Linked DNA regions of Mus musculus: region 2 is linked to region 1. The links are chromatin loops, found by intact Hi-C in ENCODE. Cell type or tissue: left cerebral cortex. All regions are shown on one strand.

What was found. A loop is a pair of places that touch in the nucleus more often than their neighbours do. Peaks named below come from ENCODE experiments on the same cell type or tissue, not always from the same donor. Only the 100,000 strongest peaks of a DNase experiment are listed, where the experiment ranks them.
Region 2: a loop joins it to region 1, with 2.8 times the contacts of the local background. A loop is called at or near these places in 5 of 42 quality-filtered maps.

What each region holds. Positions count from the first base shown.
Region 1 is chr11:6,186,640-6,189,139 of GRCm38, reverse strand. The region is part of intron 2 of Nudcd3 (NudC domain containing 3); the gene reads left to right. Among named protein-coding and RNA genes, the nearest start is that of Nudcd3, 13 kb to the left of the region's middle. In left cerebral cortex, a CTCF peak has its summit at 1,127 (motif pointing right); DNase peaks (open chromatin) are centred at 169 and 1,125; H3K27ac peaks cover 1,546 bases.
Region 2 is chr11:6,059,744-6,062,243 of GRCm38, reverse strand. The region is part of intron 1 of Camk2b (calcium/calmodulin-dependent protein kinase II, beta); the gene reads left to right. Among named protein-coding and RNA genes, the nearest start is that of Camk2b, 4.8 kb to the left of the region's middle. In left cerebral cortex, no CTCF peak of the experiment used is centred here; DNase peaks (open chromatin) are centred at 714 and 1,349.

The DNA of each region.
Region 1 (2,500 bases):
TTGTGTCTTTGGAACAGAGCAATGAACTCTCCTTTGGAATAGTTATGACTTCTTTCAGATAGTCTTGTGTAATCCTCACAGCCATGGGAGAGACGTTTGTGTTGGCCAGGCTGCACTGTGCTTCTTCCTTCCTAGCCTCGGGCCCTGCGTTGTTACCAGTGCTTTGCCTTAAAATAAGCTTTATGGTAATATCTTTAAAACATTATATTTATTTTTGTGTGTATGTTCTTTCCTTACATCGTGTGGGTGCTGGGACTAAGCTTAGGCCACCAGGTTTAGTGACAAGTGCCCTACCAGCTGAGTCATTTTGTGGGCAGATTTTTTTAAGAATTATTTTAACATTTTTCTTATTTTGCTTTTGCTTTGGAGACAGGGTCTTGCTGTGTAGCCTAGGCTGTTTTTAACCTTGTGTGATCCTCCTGCCTCCACCCTCCCAATACTGGAATTGCAGGTGTGTACCATCATGGCTGGCTGCAGCATATATTTTACCTATGTGTAATGATGTAGAGTTCACCCAAAGCTACAGGGACAGTATTTTTGAGGTGACTGAGGGGTATAGTTGAAGGATATCTGCTGTCACCCTGTTGCTATCTCCCTTACTAATAGGCCCCAGTTGCTCTAAGTCTTGTTGTTTCAGCCTGCTGTCAGAAGTCTTCCAGTCTGAGCCTGGCATGGTGGTGGCACAGGAGAGGCTGTGGTGGAAAAATTGCTTGCAAGTTTAAGACCAGTCAGACTGGGCACCACAGTAAAAGTCCACTTAAGGAACGAGGAGAAGAAGAAACAAAGGGAACAGAGAAGTACCTGGGTGCTTGAAACACCCACTTAATTTCCACCTATTTAGGTACAAAAAAAACGTGCTGCTTATGCAAGACTGTAAAGCACATCTTACTTGTATAGGCTTGGGAGCTGTCCATAGTAGACACTTTGTCTTAGTGTCTGTGTTGTAGTTGGTCAGTGACCAATGTCTGTGAGCATGGCTAGTACTTGTGGAAAGAAGGAACATAACAGCTTTCACCGTCTCCTGCCAGTCATCAGCTCTTTTTACATCGTCTGCTTGGTATGTAAGACCTCTTGGCTTCATCCCAGCACTCACAGCCAAGCAAGCTATCAGAGCACCTGCAGTTCAGGCTCTCCACCTGCAGGTGGTGCTGAAGGCATTGGAAAAGTGGCTAGGTCTGGAAATGCAGATGAAAGGCTCTTGACAGCATGTGGCAGCTCTGTTTTTCTTATATAAATCATGAGTAGAGCCCTTTATAAAGGAAGGAAGGGGGAAAAAGTCGTAATAAGAATATCAATTATCACCCAGCCACGGTGTTTCGGGCTGGTTTGGACTCGAGAGGAAACCCTCATCTTCAAAAAGACAAAGACAAAAGAGAAAAACCATAACTGGGTAGACAAAACCAAGATGGCCCCCACCCCCAAACCCACAACAAAACAGTCAAAAGGAGTATCAGTTATCACCTAGATACTAGGTGCTAGGACCAAGTGCGTTTTTTATTCTTGGATGAGTGACCCCATGCTGTTGTGTTGATTTCCCCTGCCTGTGCTAGTAGTAGAGTGGGGCAGTGTGAGGGGAGGGCTTCATGGACTGCATGGCGTATGAGCTGCTTCGCTTACTTGAGTATGGCACTAAAGGAAGCCATCAGTATTAGTGTGTTTTCATAGTTTTGGCAGTGTGTCCTTTGTGCCTAGGTGTTACAGGGACCTAGGCATTTCCTGGGAAGAGAATTGCATCATTTGGAAGAGGTTCCTGACAGTATACCATGTCTTGTGCAGTGCTGGTGTATGCTACATAAGTGCTCCACTAGGCTCTGTTACCAGCGGTTTTTATTGTTGTAATCACCCCCCCCCCCCCACACTTCTCTTTTTTCCTTTTTCTTTTCCTTTGAAAACTGGGTCTGGCTTCAGACTGGCCTCAAGCTCACTGTTTAGCCGAGTATGGTTTGAACTCCTCCTGATCTTACTGCTTTTACCTCCTAGCGGTATAGCCATGTGCGCTGTGGCTGGTCGACCTCAGTCTTCTTTCTGATTTGTCATATTGATGAGCTTCTTGGCTCCTTGCTTATCAGTCTGTTAAGCCTCATTAGTGACTGCTCGGCCCTCGTGACCTGACCGTCTCCCAGGGAGCCCAGCTGCAGTTAAGCCTCACCTTGGAGGACGGCTTCAGCATAGGTGTTTCAGGAGAACGTTGACATTGATTCTGTAGCACTGATGCCTTGGTGGCGTTTGTGTCATTGATGCTTCTTAGGCAGGCTGTCAGACCAAGGCCTTTGTCAGAGGCAGTCTGAGTGCACTCACTACCTGGAAAATCTGGTCTTTTGGTTTAGTTTTATATAGTTCTCCATTTGGTGGTTTAGGCCTTTCTCAGGTGTCCATCATTGGTAGTTCCTTGGTCAAGTCATGGTGGCGTAGTCAGAAGTCACTCCATGTAGGTTGTCATGAGGATTGAAGACAGTGAATGCTGAAGACCCACCCACTTAGCATGGTTCCTGGTAGGGTG
Region 2 (2,500 bases), 130 kb after region 1:
GGGGGAGAGAGCATGGGCGCCTTGGCTTTGGTATTCTTATAGTAGTGCCTAAGGTTACTCACTACCTGACCAAGCTTGGGCTGTGGAGATCACCTTTGACCTTCAGCCCAGAGAGTTCCCGCCATTCTGGGCCCTGCCCCCATGGGCCTAGACCTGACCTTAAGTGTCCTTGGCGCCATCTCCCATCCCCAGCCACCATCCAGAGCAGGTGCTGCCCACTGTCCAGGATCGTTGTCATCAGCTGTTGGTTCTTCTGACTGGGTGACCTGCTGGGTAGTTGATAAACTTGGGACCTTCCTTGTCCTGGGACTGGGTACAGGAGAAATCTTGTTCTTGCTGCATGTTTGCTTTCTCTTTCCTGCCCTGGAGAACCCCAGGCACAATCTGCCTCCTGGCCTTTGCTAGGGCTACCCTCCCCCTCCCACCAATTTGCTTGCCCCACCCCCCACCCCCTTTCACCTACTCTGTTCAGCATTGTCTTGCTCTCCCTGGGACTGGACCACTCACATGAAAGCAGGAGCTGGGACCCCTGCCTGGGGCCGAGGCTCAGGGCGCAGCAGAGTGGGTCTCACGTCACCTGAGGGGAAGGGGTAATTGGACCTCTGGCCTTTGCCGGGTGGCTTGCTCTCCAGAATGAGCCCTGGTCTTGATTCTCTAATATAGGGTAATTTAAAAAGAAATCGCACATGCTGGCTTTGCTGGCAAGATGCGCACTAAGGTGACGCTAGTTTAGTTACTATTTAATGGTATTTTTATACCATAACCTACTTTGCTGGGAGCTAAGAATACATCTGCATGCCTGCTGCCGGACTCTGTTCTGGTGACAGTTGCTAACTCTCCGGGGCACCTCTTGTGTTAGCATGCTGGCCCTGTGGTCATGGCTAGTTAGTTTACTGGGGAGATGCTTCAGGGGTACAGAGCAGCTCCACCTCTTAGGAAAGGTCCAGGTGCCCATCAGGGACTTTGTCCTGAAATCTGGTTCTGCTTGTTGGAGCCGATGAAGCTGCCCTGTTCTGGGATTTAGAGGTATTGTCACTCAGCTGGCGGAATCTTGGCTACCTTGTGTTTTCCTCAGACCCCAGGCTCCTGACGACCATGCCTGTCCTCCAGCTAGTGGCTTGTCACACCATCTTTGCCCATTTCCAAACCCAGGGCCCTGTCCACATTCCCTCTGTGGAAATGTCACTTCGTCTCATCACCTCCCCCTGACAACCAACACTCTGACCCCATTTGAGACCAGCAAGATTCAACATTTTATTTTATTCATTAAACAAACTAGGATAATATAGTCTTGTTAATAAAAAAAATCAAGTAATGCAGAAGTATGTGTGGTAAAATGGGACCCTTTGCTCCCCACCCCCACGCAGGAAGCAAGCCTGTCAGTGTAAGGTATGTGTATATGAACAGCCGTGGTACATACACATCGCTATCATGTGTGTGGTTTGAAAACAGGCTCACCATGTGTGTGGCCCTATCATCTGTTTACCTGACACTTCTACACAGCAGCCCCTCATGTCAGAAAGTCAGCCCCCTTGTTCATGTGTGTGTAGGAGCACATGGGGCCAAAGTCAGGGCTCTTCTTCCTCACTCATTCTGAGACAGGATCTCTCACTGCAACTAGACTATTGGGCCAGTAAGCCTCAGGGACCCTCTGGTCTGTCCTGGGGGCTGGTGAGCCCTTCATGGATGGAGCCATCCACTGAGCCCCTCCTGTTGGAAAGCCTTCCTTATGTGCACGAGCTGTGCTTCTTTAGAAGAGAGATGGGTGCACATCCGTTAGCTATCTTTTTAAAAAGGAAAATTGGTAATGGTCCCCTGATATGTGATGGAGCATGAAAGGACCATGTATTGAATTCAGAGCCTGGATGCCTGTTAGGAAGATGGGGCGTGCCAAAGGAGTTGCTTCGCGCTCAGTGCAGCCATGGGCGCTGGGGGGCAAAATGCCCTCATGGAGGTTAGCAAAGTCAAGGTCACTGGGACTAAGGGAGATGAAGTCCCAGGTCTCCCTTGAAGAAGACGAAGAATATAGTATTGTATTTTTTTTTCTTTCTGAGACCACCTACAAGCAGAAGGCTGGAGATTCATGCTAAGCCACCCTGGAACTCAGCAAGTAATTCATTTAGTTGGGAGGACAGAGTGAAGATTCAAGCTCAACCTCTGCCCCTACAAGAACTTCCTTCAACTTGTACCTCTTGATCCAAGCAAGACTGGTGGCCTTTCTAGAAATTTTAAACATACTTCTAAAATTAACTCCACTTTTCTAGGTTCTCTTCGAAAAAAAGAAACCTGTTTTGTCTGATTTGTTCTGCTCTTCTTGAGTCAGGGGCTCATGTGGCCCAGACTGGTCTTGAGCTGGTCTGGAGCTCTTGATCCCCCTGTCTCCACCTCCTGAGTGCTGGACTTGCAAGCCAGCACACCCAGCATCGCTTACAGCTGAAGTCACTTTGTTAGTGGAGAGATGAAGTACAAACGGACTTGGTTTTTCAAGTATTATTGTATG